5 separate regions of the Homo sapiens genome follow, and regions 2, 3, 4 and 5 are each linked to region 1. Evidence: chromatin contacts called from ENCODE Hi-C or POLR2A ChIA-PET data. All regions are on one chromosome and are shown on one strand. Each heading gives the region's core, a stretch centred on a gene start or an enhancer-like site at or near the end of the contact. The rest is flanking DNA. Distances are from core to core; before and after follow the strand shown. Region 1 holds the start of TAGLN2 (transgelin 2). Region 2 holds the start of CD1C (CD1c molecule). Region 3 has its middle 9.6 kb from the start of TRV-CAC1-1. Region 4 overlaps ADAMTS4 (ADAM metallopeptidase with thrombospondin type 1 motif 4). Region 5 holds the start of MNDA (myeloid cell nuclear differentiation antigen).

Region 1 (4,506 bases), core at 378-2,877:
GCCTCTCTCTCTCTCTCTCTCTCTCTCTCTCTCTCTGTGTGTGTGTGTGTGTGTGTGAAGTTTTTTACAGGTGAATAAACAAAGTTTGAAAGATGTTTCTGTGTGTTATCTGTCTTTGAGAGAGTGCCAGGAAAATCCCTGGACCCTTAAAGAAGAGGAGAATCTTCTTGAATAAATGGAGGTGCATTCAGCATTCATTCAAGAACATTTATTGAGTGCTTACGGAGGCCAGCTACTAAAGGCCAGCCACTGAAGTAGATACTGAGAAAATACAAAGCTCTGGAAGCACGCCTTTGCCCTTGAGGAGTTCTTTCTAGTCAGTGAGGCGGACAAAGAAATAGTTACCGTATGATAAGTTCCGTGATAAAGCTATGTGTTGGTTATTGTAGCACAAAGGAAGATGTTGCATTCAAGGCCACCTTTAGTGAACGCTAATATCGTGTGCTGGGACAAATGCCACATATTGGGGGGGAGTCCTCAGGACCCTCACAGATAGATGGTGGTAATAATAGTATTCACTATGTGCCAGGCACTGCTCTAAGCCCTATAGGTGGACTGTTTAGTTCTCTACAATTCTATGAATTAGGTAGTACTATTAGCTCTGTTCTATAGACCAGGGAACTCAAGCATAGAATGCACAACAGTCACACAGCAGGTAAAGGGTAGAGCAGGTGGGGAGCCAGTCAAGGAAGGGAAACTGTCCTAGGCAGAGGAATAGCCTTTGTAAAGGCACAGAAGAGTGAGAATGCTTGACAATCAGTGGGACTGGAATATAGGGCTGTGTAGGACTCGGGGAGGGAACAGAGAATAATAGAAAGGTTGGACAGGACTGGATATTGACATCCTGGAATCTCAGGTTCAAGGGAGGACTCTATCATGTGTGCAGAACTCCACCCCGGGGGACTCTATTCAACTGAAGCCTGAAAGGATGGGGGGCTCTTTCTCCACCCCTGAACTGTGCTGTCCTCCACCCTCAGAGACAAAAGAACCCCAGCCAGCCTCCTCGCGCTGAGGTCTCCCCCTCTGATCCCTCCAGGATTTAGGAAGAGATACCAGGTCATAGAAAAGGAGATGAAAGGCAGGGAGAAGACAGGTCTGAGCCCTGGGTCCCAACACCGAAAACACCCCTAGGGCCCTGGGCAGAGTGACCTCACTGTTAGTCCCTGCCCAGGCTTGAAGTAAGAGGTGAGCAAGATCACGTGGGGGTGCTGTCCCGGCCTGCAAGTCCCAGTCCTGTCACACACTAGTCAGTTGGGGTCGGGGGAAGGCCTTCCTGTGCCTCCTTTTACCTTGCCAGCCTCTAAACTAGGAGGCTTCTTCCTACATAAACACGCCCACAGTGTTTAGCTAACTTTCTAGGCAGAAAGTTTCCTACTGGGGCACAAGTCTACGGGCTCTCGGTGGAGGCTGAGGTACTCACGGGTGGAGACCACTGCAGCCGCCTTTGTAGATTCAGACTCCCCGAACCTTTAACCCTTGCTCTGGTCTACTGTCCCTCTGTCTCAAGCAGTCCTCCCTCCTTCTGCGCTGCGGCGCCTTTAAACCTTCTTGGCCCTTGCCCCGCCCCGGGTCCGCCCCGTCTGAGGCGGGACCCTCCTGAAAATCCCCGGCTGGGCAGGGCGCACCACTTGCAGCTGCAGCCCTTGCCTTGAGTCAGTGCGCCGCTCTCCAGCCCGCTTGAACGGTGAGCAGGTCGGGGGTACGGGGGTCGGGGACATGTGCGTGCTGTGTAGAAAGCAAGAAGCCAGCGCTTTGAACTTGCTCCAGCGAGCTCGGGGATCAAGGGCTGGTACCAGGCAAGGGTCCGGTGACTACTTTACCCCGCCCCGTGCTGTCAGGTCCTGTCCCCAAGCCCTGACCCGACATTGTTGGACGATGAGGTCAGGCGAGGTTAGCCCATGCATAGACAGGGCGTCCGTCTGGAGCAGGGACTCAGGGACTGAGCCCCACCCGCGGGCTCCATCGCTGAGTCCTCACTGGGGCGAGGGGAAAAAAGGGCGTCGGACTTTAGCTGGCTGGCCCCGAGTGACCCCGGGTCGTGGCGCCGGCCCTGGGCCAGCTCGTGCTCCTGGGCTTTCCCGCGCGACCCTTCACTTCCTGGTTCCAGGAGCACGTGTGAGCACTGCGTGCCCTCTGAGTCCCCGAGGCCGCCCTTTTCATTCCTGTTCCTGCTAGCTTGCTATTCTGGGGACTTGAGGTCACGGGCTGGGGCTAGGGGGCTCTGCATGGGTCGCACGGTGACCTTCTGTGAAGCTCCAGTCATCTCTATGACGGTCCCCTGACCTCGGGGGTCTGGGTGCTGCAGCCCTGACTGCGCCCCGGGGTGCCCTGTGTGAGGTTGTGGGGGTGGTGGTGGCTGCTTTTACCCTGCCCGAGCGCCGCTGCCCCCACCGGGTGCCCCCTGCTGCTGGGAAAGCCGGTGGTGGCCGCGGGCGGACGGGCGGGCTGCCCAGACCACTGCGTCACCCCAGCGGCGGGAGGGCGGTGGGTGACTCATCTGTTGTAACGGCCCAGGGTGTGGTCGTGGGGGTGGGGGGCGGCGGCTGGGAGGCCGGACCTGCAGGACCGGAGGTGGACTGCCGCCTCCCCCCGCGCCCTGTGCCTCCTGGGGCTACCTGAAGCCGGTGTCCTGGGAGATCTGTGAGCAGTTGGTATCTGTGGGGCAGAGAGAAACGGGGTGAGAGTGGGGATGGAGTGTGGGATTCGATGTAGAAGACCTGCGGCTGGGACGGGGCTCCCCCAGTGTTCTCATTGACTTCAAAGCACCAGACAGCAATGGCTCTCTATCTCTAGCCCCCTCCCAGTTTCTCCTCCCCACTACAAGGGGCAGACCTACAACTGCAGAGGAGGCCAAGGCAGGGCGGGCCCAGTAGGGCCCTACCATTCCAGAACCAACAAATAGGTTTTGTCCAACCGCAACTCCCTCCCTCACCCCAAGGCCTCTGCCCCTGTCCCCCACCCCGGGATTGGCCCCTAATCCTTTCTTCATTCCATCCCTTCTCCCTCCAGAATTTTCAGCTGTGGGTTCTCTAGCTCAGAACACTTTCCCTTCCCAGGGGATTTCTTCTCCTGAACAACTACTTCCTGAGTCCTCTTCTTCACCCCAACACGGGTCATTTCCTATCTTCCCCCACACGCTGTCCATCCCCACTATAGCTGTCTCCTGGAATAATCTCTTGCACCTGGCTACACCCGAGCACTGCTGAGACGATCCCACTTCTGCTCCCGTGCTCACAGCCTGCTCACCACAACGTCTGTGTTGACAGGGTGTTTCTGCCCGGAGCCCCCACCCAGCCTCCAACACTGTTTGGTACACAGAAGCCATGGCAACGGCCCCCACCTCATCCCCTCCTCCCACGCAAGCTTTGGAGCTTCCTGTTTGTGTAGCCTCAGCTTTCTCTTCTGCTCCTGACTCTCGGTGGTGAGGGGCTGCCCTACGGTGGTTCCCTTAATTGTGGGCCGCCCCCCATCCTTGCTGCTGGCTGTGGCACCTCGCTCTGTGGGCTGGTGCCCTCACTGTGCTGCTCTTTGAGAACACTCCCTGTCCCAAATCTGAGTTGGGAAGTTCTCCTGTGTTCCATCTGCACGGTGGATGGAGAGTCCCTTTGTCTTCCCAATTAAACACCCTAGCCAAGAACCCTGAAGTCCTCCCTGCCCCCACCCATGTCCGCCTTTTCTTTGGCTTTGGCTTTGGTGAGGTAAGCTTCCAGCCCAGGGTCTGGGTGGGGCCGAGTGCCTTGCGTGGCCCCTCCCCGTTTCCCGCCTATTGTAACTCCAGGGTGAGGGTGAGGGTTGTTCTCACAGCTGCAGTAGCGCTAGGGTTTAGGTTGCTCCCTGCCAGTCCATCCCCCAGGTTGTTCAGCTGTCACCTTCCTTTGGGGTCCCCAGCTCTGGGGGTCCCCCACACCTGTCTTCCAGCTGGGCATATCTCTTCTCACCCTGGTAGGCAACTTGCTTACTGTTTTCTTTATGTTTGAGGGAAGGCAGGGGCAGGTCCCCTGGGTGTCCCTAGGGTGGGCCTTCCCAGCTCCAGCAGCCGCAGCCCATCAGCTTCTGCCTGCCCGTGGGGGTGGGGAAGAGAAACAGCTGCTGACCAGGCCTGGCCTGGTTGGAACTGCCCCTTCTCAGGACCCCGCCCTATGGCTCTGGCACCTCAGAGCTTGAGGGCAATGGCCCCAGAGTGGAGCAGATACACTGCAGCTGGAGGCCGTGACCCTGCCAGCTGTGTCCAGGCCCCAGCGTTGGGCGGTGGAGGGGGTTCCTCAGCATCCACTTTCCACCCAGTGGTGGGTCTGGGAGGCCAAGTTTGTCCTGCCTTGGGGGGTTGGGGGGCACTGGAAGTGTCTGGCTTCAGGCCTTTCTCTCTGCTCTTAACCCCAGTGTCTAGGTTAATCATTCTCCTGCCCTTTCTTTACCTGTGCCATGGTGATCCCCGAGCCTCAGGCCACTTGGTCCCTGGAAACAGCCCTGAGCACAGCCACTCCCAGGAGAGAGGTCTGGAACTGG
Region 2 (4,913 bases), core at 1,502-4,001, 1.6 Mb after region 1:
AGCCGGAGGCATGACAAACCAGCAACAGCTGGCCAGACCCAAGGCTGGGGCGACTGGACAGCCAGGCTTCTGGCCTCACTGCAGAGAGCAGAAAAAGTGTTCTGATGAAGAAACTTACACACAACTTACATCCACATACACACATCCACATGAATATGCACAGTTATCTTTTTCCTGCCTCTAAGAAACTATTACCCAGCAACCCCCCTGCTTCTTGTCCTCTTTCTTGTCCTGAGTTTGAAGGGTGGGAACAGAAGGGGCAGTACTTGAATAGAAAAATCTTAGAGGAAGGGGCTGAAACTACTGACCTTGCCTGTGTACATACATCTTCCCTGCATCCAGGAGACCCAAGAGAAATCGGGGGCAAGTGCTTCTTATGAGATTATACACTGTTTCTGTGACGCCTTCATACTGATGATTGAGTAGATGACAGACACTTTGGGCCAAACTTCCACAGCCTGGAGATGGCACCCATGTTGTATTCTGGAAACTCAGTAAATCTAATCCGTTGAAAGCTACCTGAAAGAAGCCTTCTGGGCTCTTTCCAGAATGCAGCTCACAGCCCGCTTTCACCTGTACTTCAAAGGGATCTGGAGGAAGGGAGGAATGAGAAAAAGAGTTCAAACAAAAAAGTGAAAACAACAGTATAAAAACCTAGGGCTGTATCAGGAAGTGAAGCAAGAAAGTTTTACATGGATGTGAGAGTGAGCCAAAGACATATTTGATCAGAAACAAGAGAGAAAAATTGCTGGGGATAGGGAAGGGGACAATAAGAGATAAATGCCTTGAATTAACAAGAAAAAGTGGCCAAGGAAGATGTGGAAAAATGATAGGTGAGCCACATAATATAGGATAGAGGGTGAAGGGGGAGCCTTTGTGAGGGAGGTAGGAGGATAGCATTCCATGACGCATGAAATTGGTCATAATGGTCATTGAACTGTGGACATAGATCTTTGAAGAAATTGAATGGGGGAATAGATTTTATTTTAAGGGAGTCAAGCACAGAGTGGGACAGCTGTGTATCTCTGGATTGTAGGATACAGAGGGAGACCACAGGTGGAAGATAACAAAGCACAAGAAAAAAAATTCCAAAAATAGCAAGAGCCTAGGAAATTTGAGGGAGTCAACATCAGGAATATCCCTTAAAAGGTTCATCTATGCAGAATTTTATGGTGGGATGGGATAATGGGAAATGGCCCAAAAATTAGTAGAGAATATTTCCCTGAAATAGAACATTCTAAAGAACTCCCATAATTTAGATGATTGAACTTACATTTCGAGTAATCTTGACTTGCATGGTCTTGAATCTCCCGAGTTAATCCAAAGAGGTAGAAACGAAATAACAACTCTAGGTCTGACAACTCTTCATTGCTGAAGTTGCCCTTGGACCAGTTATGCAGGAAAATTATTGTGCCTGATTCACTGTCCCAGCCATGAGTCTGCAACTCGTCCAGCCATCCTGAGCCCTGACCTCGTGCCCAGGATTGGTTGACAAATGAGAAGATCTGGATGACATGGAAGGAGACGTGTTCCTGGGATGCTTTTGGTGGAAGAAGGGCAAGTAGTGTAAGGAAAAAAAAAAAAAGAGAGGCAAGGAAAATGGAGAGAAAATGGAAGGTGAACCAGTTACCACAGAGAAACATTAATGACTACTTTAGCTATACCATTTTCCTTACACAGAGCCCCATGCTCTGCCACCATCCTCTAAAAGAGTAAACTGGACCTGGAGAGAGGTATGCTCAAATGGCAACCATTCTGGCTTCTTCATTGATCCATCTTGGGAAAGCCCATCATGCTCAACCCAGATACATGTAACCTTGCAGCTGACAGAGATGTTCATACTATCTGCATTGTCACCACCGGGGAGGAGAAGAACTAGCAGCGGAAACTACAGAAACAGCATGTCATTTGCAGTTGTTTCCTTCTCTCAGAAAAGCCATTTGCTGATCTCTGTTCTTAGCAAACTTATCCCTCTACATCTATATTCTGACTTCCTTCTACCAACAGACAATCTTCCCCATCAGCCACTGACAGCAACTAAGACAATCTGCTTCCCTTAACCTTAGGCCTCCTACTCAATCTCTCATTTCCCCATCTGCTCTGAACTAAAGTTACTCTCTTCCCTTAGGATTTTAGCTGCTCTCCCACTAAGCTCCATCTTATCTACTTCCCTTCCTCAACTGCCTTAGACAAAGTGGTGCGTGGCATTGAAAGGTTGCTTCATCCCTCTGGACCTTGCGTGTCATTTGTAACATAAAAAGGAGAAACCACATCATTTTCCTGGGCCCTGATTGTTTTAACGGAAAATGGAGAGGAAATGGAAATTGAACCAGTTACCACAGAGAAACATTAATGACTACTTTAGCTATAACATTTTCCTTACACAGAGCCCATGCTCTGCCACCATCCTCCAAAAGAGTAAACTGGACCTGGAGACAGGTATGCTCAGATGGCAAGCATTCTGGCATCTCTATTGATCCATCTCGGGAAAGCCCAGCACACTCTACCCAGATACATGTAACCTTGCAGCTGACAGCGATGTTCTTACCGTCTGCATTGTCACCACCTGGGAGAAGAAGAGCTAGCAGCAGAAACTGCAGAAACAGCATGTCATTTGCAGATGTTTCTTTCTCTCAGAAAAGCTGTTTGCTGATCTCTGTTCTTAGCAAACTTATCCCTCTGTACCTATATTCTGACTTCCTTCTACCAACAATCTTCCCCATCAGCCGCTGACAGCAACTAAGAAGATCTGCTTCCCTCAACCTTGGTCCTCCTACTCAATCTCTCATTTCCCCACCTGCTCTGAACTAAAGTTATTCTCTTCTCTCAGGATTCCAGCTGCTCTGCCACTAAGCTCCATTATATCTACTTCCCTTCCTCAACTGCCTTAGACAAAGTGGTGTATGGCATTGAAAGAAAGGTCATTTTGTCCCTCTGGATTTTGCATGTCATTTGTAAGATAAAAAGGAGAAACCATGTCATTTTTTCAGTTCCTGCTTGTTTTAATAGATCACAGTTCTTCCAGTTTCTCCACTTAACTTTGCCTCCACTCTCCATAGTGTCCCCTCTTCTCATCACTCCATTCTTTCTTTCCCCCTTTTGAATGTCCTCAAAGTTTTCTCTTTCCAATTTCACCTCTTTTCACCCATCTTTCTTATTTCCTCATTCTCACTGATTCTTTTATAAATTGGAGACGTTGCTTTTTACATCTTCCAAGATTTCCCTGCACAATTATATAAACTACAGTCCACTCTACATTATCCTTAGAGATTAAATTGCAGCCATTCAGAATGCATAGGACCATAACAAATATAAAGAAGCCCTTCTACTGCATTTAATCTGTATAGTCATTCACTAAAAAATTACATAGTACATGGTTGATACCAGTGTCTTACTAGGCATATAAACACACAGAGGTTAACAATGTAATCTCTTCTATCAAAGAGTTTTAAACTGCAGATGTTTAAACAAAAAATTAAAATGCATTGTGATTTTAATTTCAATGTATAGAATCCCAGATACAAATCTACTTAGAACTATATTCTCTAGAGCAGCATTTTGACTGACTAACCCCCTGGGAAGTTCATAATTTGAAGTCCTGGAAGAACAGCATGCATCTCAACTAAATACTGAAAATTCTGTACAGTGTGGAATGGTATACGATTGTGATAGTCAGAACATGCAGCTTTTCAAGAGGACTCATACATGGGGAGACCACAAAAATCCAAATTTAAGTTGTTTTGTGATCTGACCAAAACACATTGTATAAAAAGGGCAGCATTTGTCAATGTTTGATTTAAGTAGTTTATATGAAGTATTCAGTGACTTATCAGTGACCCTGGCTGGTTAATATGTGTAAATACATGAACACAGTTTTTTTGAGATCCAGGAAATACATTTATTATTATAGTGTTTCTTAAATCATATTAATTATTCACTGAATGCATTGGAGCAGTCACTTAAAATCTGGGCATGAATTTGTGCTAGGCACAATGACTCATGCCTGTAATCCCAGCACTTTGGGAGACCAAGGTGGGAAGATCACTTGAGCCCAGGAGTTTGAGACCAGCCTGGGCAACAAAGTTAGACCTCATCTCGATAAAAAAATTAAAAAGTTGGCCAAATGTGGTGGCACATGCCTGTAGTCCCAGCTAAATGGGAGGCAGAGGCAGGAAGATCTTTTGAGCCCTGAAAGTCAGGGCTGTAGTGAGCCATGTTCATGTCACTGTACTCCAGCCTGGGTAACAGAGCAAGACCGTGCCTTAAAAAGGAAAATCCCATTTGTAACATTGTTTCTGTTTTAAATTTATATTTATTCTATGTATTTACTGTGTACAACATGATACTTTGATATATACACTATTTCTTAGGTTTGTCAACGTTAATAGTGAGGCCAGAAGTCATTCTCAATGAGCTCTTCCTATCATGGCCACAGATATGTGGCAATTTCTATGAACTATAATATCTTTAAGAGCAATACCCAGTTCAAATCCTACCCAAATCATTCATAAGCACTAGGTGTTATCTTTGCTCATCTTGTGCTGTTAATGGCAAATACTTGGTTTGTGGTTTTAGAAAACAATAGTAGATACCACATTATGTGTTTATTCACATTTTTTTCCATGTTCCTACAGGAAAGATGCAACTGTCCTATTTCCTAATAGTTGGGTTAAGGTCATGGACTGAGTTCTGGGCAATGGAATGTGTGGTGTTGGAAGCATTAGCCAGCTCCAGTCCTGACCACTGAAAATATCACATCTGATCATCTTACCCTGTGGTACCAACTTGGCAGTCAAATTTCTAAATGGCAAGACTATGAGATGGAGAAGAGCAGCCTGATCTACATGCAGTTTAACTGCATGAGAAATAAACTTCATTGTGTTAAGCCTCCAAGTTCTAAAGTTTATTTATAA
Region 3 (4,913 bases), core at 1,593-4,092, 1.5 Mb before region 1:
GAGGCAGTAGGGGAAGAAAAGGATAGGACAAATTCCTCGGAGCTCTGTGGATCTTGAAAAGAGTCCATCCCTGTTGGTCAGAATATTTCAGGACTTTACGGAGAGCACAGTGAAATAGTAAGAGTGATGGGCCTGTGCCACCCAGTCGGGCCAGGATCTTCTGAAGTCTGATCCTAGCCAGGTGCACTGGGGCACACCTGTAGTCCCAAAGACTTGGGAGAATGAAATGGGAGGATCACTTGAGCCCAGGAGTTTGAAGCTGCTGTGAGCTATGATTGCGGCACTGCATTCCATCCATGGGTGACAGAGTGAAACTCCATATCAAAAAATATACACAAAAAACAAAGTCTGATCCTTGCTAGGATACAAGAGGGAAATCCAGCGGCAGATAGACAGGCCTTATTTATGAAAACAAACAAGACCATGGCATCCCATGGAATTTCTAAGGTACATTTTATAATGGGACCCCTTGAGATTTTACCACACCAGCATTTTTAGTGACTGAAAGGATGAAAATTCTGATCAGGCCCTTGCTTGCTTGCACTTGTGTTTTGCCCAATATTCCTTCTATAATATAATTATAAACTGCTGATGTACTGTTTTCTTTGTCAAGCAAAAGAATATAACTTCAGGGTCTTGAAAAAAAAATTGCAGAAGGAACAGGCATAGTGGCTCATGCCTGTAATCCCAGCACTTCGGGAGGCGGAGGCAGGCAGATTACTTGAGGTCATGAGTTCGAGACAACCTTGGCCAACATAGTGAAACATCATCTCTACCAAAAAAAAACAAAAAACAAAAATTAGCTGGGTGATACGTGCCTGTAGTCCCAGTTATTCAGGAGGCTGAGGTGGCAGAATCGCTTGAACCTGGGAGACGGAGGTTACAGTGAGCTGAGATCATGTCACTGCAGTCCAGCCTGGGCAATAGAGTGAGACCCTGTCTCAAAAAAAAAAAAAAAAAAAAGCAGAAGATTCGGATGAATTACTTTAAGGATGTTATGTCCAATTGCTGATGCCCAGAAGTCTGGTTGTTCAAGGCATTATCGGAGACTGAAGAAACATAGACTTTTCCCCTCAGGTCTCTGAAACTCCCCCTCCTTTACTCTCCAGCTGCATAAAAACTCCCCACTTCGGGCCAGGCACAGTGGCTCAAGCCTGTAATCCCAGCACTTTGGGAGGCCGAGGCCGGCAGATCACCTGAGGTCAGGAGTCTGAGAACAGCCTGGCCAACATGGTGAAACCCTGTCTCTACTAAACATACAAAAATTAGCCAGGCGTAGTGGTGCACACTGTAATCCCAGCTACTAGGGAGGCTGAGGCAGGAGAATCACTTGAACCTGCAGCCTCGACGTTCCAGGCTCAAGGGATTCTCCCACCTCAGCCTCCTGAGTAGCTGCGACCACAGGCGACTGCCACCACACCCAGCTAATTTTATTTTATTTTGTAGTGACAAGTCTTATTATATGCCCAGGCTGGAAATTCATCTTTTAATTCCCATAGGTGAGCCCTCTGCCAAAACAGTAGTAAAAAGCTGGAAGTACTTTAAAGCCCAGCTGTAGAAAGAGTTTTAAATCACTCATTTTGCATGTCATCCTGCTCTTGGACAGATTCAAGACTTACTGCTAACTGAAAAGATGGGTGAAGAGTAGTGTGTAGTGTGGGGTTTTTGAGTAAGGGGAAAATGGAGGAAATATATTTATGCATATTAATATATATACATGTATGGGAACCTCCCACACGAGCGGGTTCCCAAAATATTAGGAAAAATAACAATAAAAATAATGCAAATACAAACAACACAGTATAACTACATTGTATTAGGTATTACAAGTAATCCATAGCTGATTTAAAGTGTGTGGGAGGATGTGCGTAGTTGTAGGTAAATACTATGCCATTTTATAGGAGGGACTTCAGCATCCGCAGATTTTAGTATGGGGTGCTTGCTGTCCTGGAGCTAATCTGCCTGCGGATACCGAGGGACGACTGGAGATCATCTAGGAAGGGCACGCAAAAACCCTAACAGTGGTTGCTTCGGGGAAAGAGAATGGGGGAACTCAGGGTAGGGATGCAAAAGAGACTTGCCGCCGCGAATCACGCCGAGGTGCCCCGCATCCAGCCCTGTGCTCCCGCCCCGGTCCAGGCGCGCTGCCAGGCAGAGTCCCTTGCCCAGCCCCAGAGAAGGCAGCCCATCTCCTGGGCACCGATCCTGAACGTCGGCCAACCTTGCAGGCCTAGCGAAGACCCCAAATTCGACGCGGCAGGCCTGAGGCCTGGGGAAAAAGTGACCCGAATTTCCCGCAATCTCAAGGACACCCAGGGGCGCTCCAGCCCCTCACAGCCCTCCTCCCTCATTCACTCTCACGCCTCGCCTCGCCTCCGGCTCCGGCCTCTCCGCGCCCAGTCACTCCCACGCCCCGTCACTCCCACGCCCCGCCCCTCCTCTCACCCGCGTAGTGCTCTCAGTCTCTCTTGCGCCCCGCCCTTCTGCCCTGCGTCACTCGTGAGCCCCGCCCCTCCTCTCGTCCCGCCCCCCTCTCGTCCCGCCCCTCCTCTCGTCCCTCCCCTCCGCTCGCCCCTCCCCTCCTCTCGTCCCGCCCCGCCCTTCTGCCCTTCGTCACTCGTGAGCCCCGCCCCTCCTCTCGCCGCGCCCCGCCCCACGGCTCGCAGAGGTCCGGAGCTTTCCCGTCAGCAATGAGTCAAGACCGGAAGTCTGGGAAAGGGTGCTCTCAGTTCCCGACAGCGGGGGCTGGACAAGACGGAGACGGTACTGGCAATACGTCGGTTGAAGGGAAGCGGAGCGGAGCACGCGCGGGCTGTGACGAGGGAGCGGAGAAACAGCTGTCCCGTTAGCCTCGTGTTGACGTCCCGGGTTCAGCCCCAGGAGGACGAAAAGACTGTGCCGTGTCCTTCCCGAGGGGAGTGGCGTTCCCATTGACCTGCATACCTCACCTCATACTCGTGCGTGGACGTGTTCCAGCCAAGTCCCGTTCACTCCAGCTCCTCCGTCTCCACCCTAATCCTAATTATTGGTGTTTCGTTTGAAAGGGTTCTGTGAATTTGTCAAGCAGGAAAATTTGGGGTCCGACAGAATTAAGCAATTCTCTTTAATTAAATAGCTTGCGGAGTCTTTAATTTGTTAATATGCATTTTTCTAATCGTAACTAACTTTTGCTTTACATTTACTTTTTTTTTTGAGACGGAGTTTGGCTCTTGGCTCTTGTTGCCCAGCCTGGAGTGCAATGGCGCGATCTCCGCTCACTGCAACCTCCGCCTCCCAGGTGCAAGCGATTCTCCTGGCTCAGCCTCCCGAGTAGCTGGGATTTCAGGCATGTGCCACCACGCCCAGCTAATTTTGTATTTTTAGTAGAGATGGGGGTTTCTCCGTGTTGGTCAGGCTGGTCTGGAACTCCCGACCTCAGGTGATCCACCCGCCTCGGCCTCCCAAAGTGCTGGAATTAAGGCGTGAGCCACCACCGTGCGTGGCCTGCTTTACATTTACTTTCTGTAAGGCTAAGTAATTTACAGTGTCATCTAATCCTTTTAATAATCTTATGAAGTAACCATTATCAAGATATTACAGATGAAGAAATAAAATTGTAGAGACATGCCCAAGATCCCCTTATATTAAGTGACGGAGCTAAATCCAAACCCAAATCATTTATACTGATTGCCCGCAAATCCCTTTTTACACTGGTGCATCACTTGAAACCAGTCCTACAAAGAATGTGCTTTTATCTTGGAGTCCTTGGAGAGGTAAACTGAGGTTCGAACCAAATAAAGGAACATGAGCCCCGGCCCTACCATGGAAGGGGTGGATTGCCTAGCTTCTTCTGGCCACAAGGTGAGGCAGTGAGGAAACTGCAGGAGGCTGGGTTTGGGGTCCCAGCAGTACTTCCTGCTGCCTTGAACAAATGCAGCTGCTCACTTTTACACCCCTTGCAGAACACTCCCCAAATATACCAGTGAAACCCTGAAGGCAAGGCCAGTGCTGGAAGGAATCTAAGCCTCCTGCTCCTGAGGGAAAGGATTTTATTTATTTATTTTTATTTTATTTTTGAGACGGAGTCTGGCTCTGTCGCCCAGGCTGGAGTGCAGTGGTGCTATCTCGGCTCACTGCAACCTCCGCCTCCCCTCCCGGGTTCAAGAGATTCTCCTGCCTCAGCTTCCAGAGTAGCTGGGATTACAGGCGCACGCCACCACACCCGGCTAATTTTTGTATTTTTGGTAGAGACGGGTTTCACCATGTTGGTCAGGCTGGTCTCGAACTCCTGACCTCATGATCCGCTCACCTGGGCCTCTGAAAGTGCTAGGATTACAGGCCTGAGCACCGCGCCCGGCCAGGAATGGATTTTAAAACCCTTAGGAGGCCGGGCACCGTGGCTCACGCCTGTAATCCCAGCACTTTGGGAAGCCGAGGCGGGCGGATCACGAGGTCAGGAGATCGAGACCATCCCGGCTAACACGGTGAAACCCCGTATCTACTAAAAATATTAAAAATTAGCTAGGCATGGTGGCGTTCGCCTGTAGTCCCAGCTATTCGGGAGGCTGAGCCAGGAGAATGGCATGAACCCGGGAGGGGAGGCGGAGCTGGCAGTGAGCCGATATCACACCACTGTACTCCAACCTGGGTGCGACACTCTGTCTCAAAAAAAATATAAATATAAATATAAATAAATAAATAAAAACCCTTAGGAGTAGGTGGTGAGAACTTCACCCAGCCCTATCAGGAGTTGGGGGTATGGAGAGAGGAATGGATTTTGAACAGATTTGACTCCCATCTCCTTCTAAGGGAAGATACATAGACAAGAATAAATGTCTTTTGTAGAAGTCTGGGAATAAGACAAGGAAGCCCACTGGGCAGGGACTTGGCAACTAGAGGCAAATAGAATGGTATGAGACCACGGACTTGAGAAG
Region 4 (4,913 bases), core at 792-3,291, 1.3 Mb before region 1:
AATTGCGCCATTGCACTCCAGTCTGGGCGATAGAGTGAGACTCCATCTCAAAAAAAAAAAAAAAAAAAAAAAGAACTTGGGCAGTCCTCTATGTGTCATGGATGGAACAGGGATGGGCAAGGGTGGTAGGTAGACCCTGCAAGAATTTGGAGTTTTGAGAGGCAGACGCAGGACTGCTAGGGATTGGGGAAGGTACTGGATGTGGGGTTGTGGGAGAAACTATAGGTAAAGAAGACCCTGAGGTTGAGGTGGAAGAGTGAAGAATGGGGGAACCAAAGGCACTTCACTCTGCCATAGCAGCCCCTAGCTGGGATGCCAAATACTGCTTGGAATGTGAAGCTGGGACTATGGGGTTGAGGCAGGCCATGGAGGTTGTAGTGGTTATATGTGCTATGCTTACTGGATCTGGGCTTTGCTAATCAAGTTCTGTACCAGGCAGTGCCTTATACAGCACCCTGTACTCTACACCAGCCAGCACAGCGCCTGCTTCCTCTGCAGCAATGAGAAAAGACTGCCCACACTCTCTTCTCTCCAGTAAACACGGTTCTCCCTGCTAGGCTTGGCCCCCTGGCCCTTCCTGTGGTCCTCCTACTAACCAGGCTGAAGAAGATGGAGACAAGACAATAGTGATCTTTACTCGTTTCATCTAGTTTGCAAAATGAGACCACAGATAGTATGTTTATGGACCTTGATACTATGAGTTGATGGTACAATGAGCAGAGTTCTGTGATAAGTAGATGTAAGGTACAAATACAAACAATATATACGACTGTCCTAAAGGGGTTCACACTGCATTCTGGGCAGGGGAGGTTGTATACTGCTCCCACTCCACCTTCCCCGCAAACAGAAGCAATGGGACAGTAAAAGGGACTAGAAGATAAGAGCCTAATGAGCCCTGAACTGAATGGACTATGAGGGTTATGGAGGGCTACCTTGGGCTGGGCCCTGGAGAACAGGTCATCATGATAGCCCTTCTCACTTTCCTTTAATGTTCATGGAGATACACTTTTTTTTTTGAGATAGGGTCTCCCTTTGTTGACCAGGCAGGAGTACAGTGGTGTGATCTTGGCTCACTGCAGCCTTGAACTCTCAGGCTCAAGCAACCCTCCCACCTCAACCTCCTGAGTACCTAGGACTACAGGCACGAGCTACCACACCCAGCTAATTTACTTTTTTTTTTGGTTGAGACGAGGTCTTATCATATTGCCCAGGCTGGTCTTGAACTCCTGGCCTCAAGGGATCTTCCCACCTCGATCTCCCAAAGTGTTGGGATGACCAGTGTGAACCACCATGCCTGGCCTTTTCTTTTGAGACAGTCTCGCTCTGTGGCTCAGGTTGGAGTGCAGTGGCACCATCATAACTTACTACAGCCTTGAACTCCTGGGCTCGAGTAATCCTCCCACCTCAGCCTCCTAAGTAGCTTGGACTACAGGTGTAGATTCACTTTTAAATCACTTTTCTGCCTGTTATTTTAAGAGAAAGCCCTTCGCTCACCAAGTAGGGTTCTCACTGGCATAAGTAAGTTTTTCTGAAAATGAGACTGAGCTTAGGGGCCACCTCTGTGATTGGGTAAGTAAGCAGGAGCTAGAGTGAAAGAGGGGCAGAGAGAGCTAGCTCATCGAAGAGAAGTGATGGGCATCTCAGCCCTCAATCCCAGGCAAGGCCTGACCCTTTTCTGGAATGGTCTCTGCCTTACCACACCTCCAAGACCCAGATTGTAGGTAGGCTTTACCTAATAGGAGTCCAACAAGTTCTTGCTAGGGATGGGATTGTGGGGGGGCACATATCTCCCTGTAAGAGCCACAGTGAGCTCTGTTTCCCATCTGCCTACTTATTGCCCTCGTGGGCCTGAGCTGGGGTGTAGATATATAAGGAGGAACAGAAACAGTAATAACAGGAAGTAAGGAGGCACTGAAACAATTCAAGTATCTGGTCCTGGAGATGAAAAGAGGAAATGGAAAAAGAAAAGGCATTGAATGACAAGGGATTAGAACCCTGTCCCTAGAGAAGTTCAAGAAGAGTTTGGACAACCATTTTATGAGATGGCAAGTGTTGTGCATGAGTATGTGTTTGAGGTGGGGGAGGAAGTTGAAGCAATAAGTTGGGCCAATTTCCTAAAGTCCCTTCTGCCCCTGAGATTCTCTGCTTCTGTGGTTCAAACAGAGGAAATCTGGACATTTGTCCAGCCACTATTTTTGTAATGGAGGTGGGACAGCCAGGGTTCCTGGAGTGTGCTGTGGAATCGGCATTTACACTTCTCTTCCATCTCTAGTCTCATTTCTGTAATCTTCATACAGTATTACAGTATTTTGTTTTCTAAAATACCAGATTGGCAGTAAGTGACAAAACTAGCATCTCATTGGTCAGGGCTTGTGGGGGAGGAAGGGAGAAGAAAGTGGATTTCAATGTATTAACATTTTATTGGCTGAGAGGATGTTTCTGAACCAATTGAGTACCTTCCCCATTGACTGTTGCTGGGGCCAAGCCAAAATCATTGGCACCACGAGAAACCAGATGACAGCTGGAGGAAACCACGAGTGCTAAAAATGCTCAGAAAGAGGGGGGTCAGGGAAGGCGGGGGAGCAACAACACTGAACAACTTCCCCAGGCAGGATCTTACATGGGGACAGACCCAGGGTACTTAAGTAGCATTAGGAAGGAAAGGGAGGGGAGGAAGTAGATTAAGTATCCCTCACAGTCTTGGCACAACAAACAGGCACCATACACCCACACCAACAGTGACACATTGACATAACACACATCCAACTTCACAGAGACACACTAGCACATTCTCTCTTTTTTTTAAAATTTATTTTATTATTATTATACTTTAAGTTTTAGGGTACATGTGCACAATGTGCAGGTTAGTTACATATGTATACATGTGCCATGCTGGTGTGCTGCACCCATTAACTCATCATTTAGCATTAGGTATATCTCCTAATGCTATCCCTCCCCCCTCCCCCCCTGCCTTTCTTTTTCTTCTTTTTTTTCTTAAGACAGATTCTCATTCTGTCACCCAGGCTAGAGTGCAATGGCGTGATCTCGGCTCACTGCAACCTCCACCTCCCAGGTTCAAGTGATTCTCCTGCCTCAGCCTGCCAAGTAGCTGGGATTACAGGTATGCACCACCATGCCCAGCTAATTTTTTGTATTTTTAGTATAGAGACGGGGTTTTCCATGTTGCCCAGGCTGGTCTTGAACTCCCGGGCTCAAGTGATCTGCCTGCCTCGGCCTCCCAAAGTGCTGGGATTACAGGTGTGAGCCAGGGTGCCTGGCCAACACATTCTGTTGATAATATAGATGCAAATAAGTAGTAGGGAGCGGAAAATGTAAGAATTTTCACCTGAAAATGGATCTGAAGAGTAAAAGATATTAATTGACCTAATCGTGCATTGAGAATTGACTGTTTATCCCATTTATTTGTTCAATAAATAAGCCAATGGGTTGTAAACATTGTAAACATTCCACAGCATGTGGAAAGGACATGGATTTTTGGAGTCAAATTGAATCTAAGCCTTGCTACTTACTTACCTGTAATGATGCAACCTTAATTACTTGATCTCTGTAAACCTCAGTTTCCTTACCTACAAAACGTTTGTACTATTACCTGCCTTATAGAGAGGTCCAGACTTAAGAATATGATGATGTAAATGTTTGGCACTGTGTCTGGCTTTTAGTAAGTGGTCAATAAAGGCCAGTTCTCCTTTCCTTATATCTCTTCCTTTGTCTGCTCCCTGACTTCTAACCCCTGCATTCACGTGAGAAAACAGTTATATCAAGGAACTGTCTAGGTCAGATCTAAGGGCCATTTTGTAAATTTGTGCAAAAAGTTCTGGCTTACATTGAAGGGATGATAAAAGGAAAGACATGGTCCTAATCCTCAGAGTTCACAATCTGGTGGCTGAGACAGTCAAGTAGGACAAAAATTTCAGACTTCTGTGATAGGTGCCATGATCAAGGAGGGGCACCTAGCACAGAATATGAGGCCACAGAAGTGTTTCTGGAGGAGGTGCCTGTCTCTCCTTCTAGAAGTGAGCAGTAAGGCTGGGCACAGTGACCCATACCTGTAGTCCCAGCACTTTGGGAGGCCAAGGTGGGAGGATCACTTGAGGCCAGAAGTTCAAGACCAGCCTGGGGGACATGATGAAACCTGGTCTCTACAAAAAATACAAAAAAAGGCAGGGTGCAGTGGCTCATGCCTGTAATCCCAGCACTTTGGGAGGCCAAGGCAGGTGGATCATGAGGTCAGAGTTCAAGATCAGCCTGGTTTGAGAATCTGGTCTCTGGTTCGAGACCAGACCAGGAGTTCGAGACCAGCCTAGTAGATAGAAGATGAAACCCCATAGCTACTAAAAATACAAAATTTAGCCAGCACGGTGGTGGGCACCTGTAATCCCAGCTACTTGGGAGGCTGAGGCAGAAGAATTGCTTGAACCTGGGAGACAAAGGTGGCAGTGAGCCAAGATCATGCCACTGCACTCTAGCCTGGGCATCAGAGCAAGACTCCATCTCAAAAAAAAAAAAAAAAAAAAAAAAAAAAAAAAAATTAGCCAGGTGTGCTTGTGCACGCCTGTAGTCCTAGCTACTCAGGGAATGGGGTGGGGGCTGAGGTGGGAGGATCACTTAAACTCAGGAGGTGGAGGCTGCAGTGAGCTGTGATTGTGCCACTGCACTCCAGCCTGGGTGACAGAATGAGAACTTGTTTCCAAAAAAAAAAAAGAAAGCTGTAAGACTGCAGGGAACCCATGGATGGTGGGAGGGTGTCAGGGGGGCATGATTTCTGTTTGCTAGGTCAGGTTCAGGTTCTTCTATGTTATACAAAACCAAAGTGAGGTAAAGAGGTAAAGAGAACAGACCAGAAAACCAGAAACTGGAGGATAATATGGTAAGAGAAAGAGCTGAGTGGGAGA
Region 5 (4,913 bases), core at 1,396-3,895, 1.1 Mb after region 1:
GAGTAAAAAAGGGAAACCTTGTACATCATTGGTAGGAATGTAAAATGGTTCAGATGCTATGAAAAAAATATGATTCTTACTCTTAAAATTAAAAATAACATTACCATATGATTCAGTAATTTCACTTCTAGATATATTCCCAAAATAAGTGAAAGTGTGATCTCAAATAAATGCATGTACATATATGTTCATTGCAGCATTAATCACAACAGAAAAATGTGAAAGTATTACAAGTGTCCTTCAATGGATGAATGAATAAAAAGAAATATGGTTTCTTACGTATTTTATGGTAAATACATGAAATGGAATATTATTCTACCCTAGGAAGAAAGAATATTCTGACACATGATACAATACAACATGAATGAACTTTGAGAACATGAAATGAAAAAAGCCAGTCACAAAAAGCACACGCTTACTGTATGATTAAACATATATGAAGAGTTAGAGTTTTTAAATTTATGGGGAAAGAAGGTAGAATGATGTTTGCCAAGCTCTGGAGGAAAGGGGAATGGTGAAATTGTTGGTTAACGGTTAGAGTTTTAGTTTTGCAAGATGCAAAGGCGTTCTGGAGGTTGGTTGCACAACAATATGAATGTATTTAATACTACTGAACTGTACACTTGAAGCTGATTAAGATGACACATTTTATGTTACATGTTTCTTAACACAATTAAAAGAAAACAATTATTATATTCAAAGCTTTCAGAAGCTTGGCAGTGAAAATATCCATACCCACAGCTCTTTGTGAAGAACTACTCATTATGAAAAGAAATAAATCTAAGAAATGTTGGAGGCCAAAAGGGAAGAAAGATCAAGCAAATACTTTAATTAGTGTTTTTACTATCTTAAAAATAAGTAAAGCCAGAGTCAAATAAAAGAAAACAGGAACTATATGAACATACTCTTAACAGGTGAAGTTGTATGTTTGGGGGACCAGAAGATGTGAGAGTTTGCTAAGGGGCTTGTCTTTAAGGAGAATATAGATTTTTTAAAAATAAGAAACTTGACAAGAAAGGAGAAGAAGAAAGCACAGAATAAGTGCTATAAATTGAAACAAAGTAAGATGGCAAAACCAAGTTAAAATATATACCTTTATAGAATTTGCATATCTGGACTAAACTCATCAACTAGGAGGAAAAATTTTCAATTTGGATTAAAAATAAATCCAGTCATATGTTGTTGACAAAGTACAAATAAAGCATAAGTTCACTTAAGTTTGAGAAAGAGCTGGAAAAGTTATATTCTTCAAACTCTAACTTAAAGAAAGACTTTTTAGGAAAAATAGTGTAGCTTAAAATAGGCTTAAGTCAATAAGTATCAGTACATAGTTTCACTACATAATGGTAAAGTATGCAACTTGGAAAAAGATATAATAATTTAAATTATATTATAAATATAATCTGTTATTACTTTATAAAGTAGCATATAGAAGTTTTTTCTTCTCTCTAAACACACACATAACATATATACTTAGATATACATATTCTATGTAAAAATATATGGTAGAAATCAAAAGAACTACAATGAGAAATTAACAAAATCACTATTAGAGTTGGAGATTTCACCACATCTCTCAGTTACTGAAAGAACAAGGTAAAAAATAGCTTAGATTTAGATTTAGATTTTTCAAACATAATTAACAAGCTTACTTAAGAAACTTTATCTTACTTAAATAGAATTTGGAATCCAACGTTTATAAACTCTTCTCAAGTACTCATGGAGTAATTAGAAAACATTCATATGTACAAAGCCATAAAAAAGTCAAAATGTATCCCAAAGTAGGAAATATATAATTGATTCTCCCTGTCTTTTCATTATACCTTGCCACAAAAAATGTTATCTATGACTGAGTAAAGCATAGACCATTTGAAAAAGAGAATTATTTCTTCTTACACTTGTTGTAAAATGAAGCATAAAATGAAACTGATTCATGAAAATGTAAAGATTATTTTTGAGTAAATGCTTGTAAAATTGAGAAATTAATGTGTGCACATGTCTATGCTTTTTAAAATAGAGATAAAATCATATAATAGAGATTTATATCCTGGTTTATTTTTTACTAAATATTACTTCATAATAATTTTCTTATCTGACTGTCTTGTCTTTTAACTTAGGCCCAAACCCAGTCACCAAGTCATCCTCCAGCCAAGAAAACCAAGTATCTCCTCTAAATATCAATTTATGCCAAAAGACACCCAAGAATTAATTTTTAAAACCTGCTGTAGACAAAATACATTTTTTTGGTTCATACCCCAATTGTGGTAGAATAAAAGATATCCATTTGCTACCTAGACAGTTAAAGCATTCAGTTCTCAGTTTTCTGAATATGATTGATAACAACACTTCTGGTCTCAGGCAATTATTCTCTACTGAGATGGTGTGGTTACCAACTAGATACCTAGATCTTTCTCTAAAGAACTTCCCAGAAATCTCACCTTAATGGATGCTTCTTCCACAATAGTCTTCAGAAATCCTGGAGTCACTGTCTTGTTTAGGACAGAATCACTGTCCGTAAAGCTTTGGAGAGATTAAACTGCAGACTATTTTAATCTTGTAAAGGGCTGAGAAATGAAAGCTAACAAGGAAAAATGGCACTTGTTAGAGCCACTCTCAATCTTGATTGTAGATGGCCTTCTTACACTGTCCTAATTCCTAACTAGAAAGAAGTTATGTAATCATGAAACAATTTTGAAGCCACGCCTATCAGCCTTTGTAGCTTTCTATTTCAGATGTCAGAGAAAGTGGTCAGTTCCTCTTTGTAGTAAGTAATCTCAGTCACAAGGAGAAATGACAGTAAATGGTGCCTCTTCTTCGCTTTTTTGACTTACAAATACTTGCTGAAAGGAGTTTCAAACTCAGAACTTTCTTATAAAGCTAACTTACATATAGGTCATTAGAAACCGGTAGCCGCTTGAATAAGGATCTTAATATAAATTGGGAAAGGCAAAACACCAAAGTTTCTCCCTCCTTTCCTGTTCACAGAGTGGCAGGAGCAGGAGATCTTGGTAGAGATGTCTATTGCTACCAGAACTTGACTTCATCTCTTGGATAGGGGTGGGTCTACTGTGAAATTGTTTTTGTTTAAATAGTACCTACATATTCACCCAGTTATTAATAACTGATACACCTGGAGCTTGACAGAGGCAGAAAGTCATTATGAATATGTAAATCCTTATTCAAATAATTTGAAAGAGTTTCATACTAGTTGCTCTCTTGAGTATAATAACTGAGCTGCCTTACCTTGATTATTAAATTCATGATTACTCATGCTTTTTGCATTATTTATGGATAGTTGGTTCATATCATGACTGAAACCTTGAACATTCTGGAACAGCACTGAAACTCTGGAATGATAGGGGGCCTGATAAACCCTTTGTACTGCAATTTTTTTTTCCTGTGAAGAACAGTGGGTGCACTACAAAGTATCATAACTCTGAATTGTCAAATGAATGGTATCAGTTAGCAGACAGTGCTGTGGTTACCAACTAGCTGATCTGTAAGCAAAATGTGGTCATGACTGGAAAAGGATCCCAAAACAGCTAATAGGGGAAAATGATCCAAGGCCATCTACAGAGAAGAATAAAGCTGATTGTCTTAATCCAAACCAGCAGCATAGAGAGAGTTAAAGTTTGGATTTGGAAACTGTCTAAACCCCACTAAAGCAGGGTAAATCAGAAAAAACCAAGAGGATCTAGAATGACAGCCACTAACACATGTGGGTGTTCATTGTTTCAGTTTCTCTCTTATGCTGATGCTTCGAGCAGGTCTTAAGGTAAAGGGTAAAGAGGAACACAAGGAAACCTTATCAGGTGCCCCACTTCAGTGTTTGGGAACCAAAAGAGCTCACGACAGGAGTTACCATGTTTCAGGACAGCTTTCTGCCCTGATATGGTTTGGCTCTGTGTTCCCACCCAAATCCCATCTTGTAGCTCCCATAATTCCCACGTGTTGTGGAAGGGACCTGGTGGAAGATGAATGAATTATGGGGGCAGATCTTTCCCATGCTGTTCTCATGATAGTAAATGGGTCTCATGAGATCTGATCGTTTTAAAATAGTTTTTAAAAAATGGGAGTTGCCCTGAGCAAGCTCTCTCTTTGCCTGCTGCCATCTACGTAAGATGTGACTTGCTCCTCCTTGCCTTCCACCATGATTGTGAGGCTTCCCCAGCCATGTGGAACATTAAGTCCAATAAGATTCTTTCTTTTGTAAAATGCCCAGTCTTGGGTATGTCTTTATCAACAGCATGAAAACAGACTAATAAAGTAAATTGGTACCAGGAGTAGGGCATTGCTGAAAAGATACCAGAAAATGTGGAAGCAACTTTAAAACTGGGTAACAGGTAGCAGGTAACAGTTTGGAAGGCTCAGAAGAAGACAAGAAAATGTGGGAATGTTTGGAACTTCCTAGAGACTTGTTGAATGGCTTTGACAAAAATGCTGATAGTGACAGAAACAATAAGATCCAGGCTGTGGTGGTCTCAGATGGAGATGAGGGACTTGTTGGGAACTGGAGCAAAGGTGACTCTTGTTATGTTTTGGCAAGGAGACTGGCAGCATTTTGCCCCTGACCTAGAGATGTGTGTCTTAGAGTTTGAGAGAGATGATTTAGGGTATCTGATGGAAGAAATTTCTAAGCAGGAAAGCATTCAAGATGTGACTTGAGTGCTGTTAAAGGCATTCAGTTTTAAAAGGGAAACAGAGCATAAAAATTTGGAAAATTTGCAGCCTAATAATGCAATAGAAAAGAAAATCCCATTTTCTGAGGAGAAATTCATGCCAGCTGCAGAAATTTGCATAAGTAAGGAGGAGCTAAATGTTAATCATGAAGACAATGGGGAAAATATCTCCAGGGCGTGTCAGGGACGTGTATAGCAGCCAGTCCCATCACAGGCCTGGAGGTGTAAGAGGAA

Evidence for each region. Hi-C counts contacts between places; a loop is a spot of excess contacts on that map. ChIA-PET counts read pairs that join two places held with the same protein, here RNA polymerase II (POLR2A). Pooled maps may share reads with other maps.
Region 2: a map with no recorded cell type shows a loop between it and region 1 (10-fold over the local background). The contact joins the promoter of CD1C here to the promoter of TAGLN2 in region 1. A Hi-C loop is called at or near these places in 7 of 37 single-sample maps with no recorded cell type and 4 of 50 pooled maps. POLR2A ChIA-PET finds 5 or more read pairs at or near these places in 1 of 52 experiments (OCI-LY7).
Region 3: a loop to region 1 is called in a map of ovary, with 6 times the contacts of the local background. The contact joins the enhancer-like site here to the promoter of TAGLN2 in region 1. A Hi-C loop is called at or near these places in 6 of 168 maps with a recorded cell type or tissue (CD4-positive, alpha-beta T cell, CD8-positive, alpha-beta T cell, ascending aorta and 2 more), 1 of 37 single-sample maps with no recorded cell type and 17 of 50 pooled maps.
Region 4: a loop to region 1 is called in a pooled map, with 11 times the contacts of the local background. The contact joins the enhancer-like site here to the promoter of TAGLN2 in region 1. A Hi-C loop is called at or near these places in 2 of 37 single-sample maps with no recorded cell type and 5 of 50 pooled maps. POLR2A ChIA-PET finds 5 or more read pairs at or near these places in 1 of 52 experiments (activated T-cell).
Region 5: a pooled map shows a loop between it and region 1 (10-fold over the local background). The contact joins the promoter of MNDA here to the promoter of TAGLN2 in region 1. A Hi-C loop is called at or near these places in 3 of 37 single-sample maps with no recorded cell type and 4 of 50 pooled maps.

Annotation. Positions count from the first base shown.
Region 1 is chr1:159,922,628-159,927,133 of GRCh38, reverse strand. TAGLN2 (transgelin 2) reads left to right here and starts at 1,627. Exons shown (of 5, transcript NM_003564.3): 1 at 1,627-1,684. LOC124904437 (a long non-coding RNA gene) reads right to left here and starts at 3,256. Exons shown (of 2, transcript XR_007066683.1): 1 at 3,183-3,256; 2 at 194-2,655. It overlaps IGSF9 (immunoglobulin superfamily member 9), which reads left to right. Exons shown (of 21, transcript NM_001135050.2): 21 at 1-93. RefSeq lists enhancers at 1,949-2,525, 1,998-3,197, 3,337-3,496, 3,507-3,606, 4,007-4,186 and 1 more and a silencer at 2,257-2,666.
Region 2 is chr1:158,287,761-158,292,673 of GRCh38, reverse strand. CD1C (CD1c molecule) reads right to left here and starts at 2,751. Exons shown (of 6, transcript NM_001765.3): 1 at 2,549-2,751; 2 at 1,274-1,540; 3 at 309-590; 4 at 1-78. The coding sequence starts at 2,609. It also overlaps a transcript of CD1B not described here.
Region 3 is chr1:161,387,765-161,392,677 of GRCh38, reverse strand. No RefSeq gene overlaps it. Among named protein-coding and RNA genes, the nearest start is that of TRV-CAC1-1, 9.6 kb to the left of the region's middle. RefSeq lists a silencer at 2,397-2,616 and an enhancer at 2,797-2,996. Within about 2 kb of position 2,842, at least 34 of the 41 ENCODE cell types and tissues checked have a DNase peak (open chromatin) inside an H3K27ac peak, as active enhancers do; they include ascending aorta and ovary, where a contact is called at or near this core.
Region 4 is chr1:161,183,104-161,188,016 of GRCh38, reverse strand. ADAMTS4 (ADAM metallopeptidase with thrombospondin type 1 motif 4) reads left to right here. Exons shown (of 9, transcript NM_005099.6): 9 at 1-3,715. Among named protein-coding and RNA genes, the nearest start is that of B4GALT3, 8.1 kb to the right of the region's middle. RefSeq lists enhancers at 2,249-2,298, 3,069-3,268. Within about 2 kb of position 2,041, at least 19 of the 41 ENCODE cell types and tissues checked have a DNase peak (open chromatin) inside an H3K27ac peak, as active enhancers do.
Region 5 is chr1:158,829,083-158,833,995 of GRCh38, reverse strand. MNDA (myeloid cell nuclear differentiation antigen) reads right to left here and starts at 2,645. Exons shown (of 7, transcript NM_002432.3): 1 at 2,439-2,645. It also overlaps a transcript of OR6N1 not described here.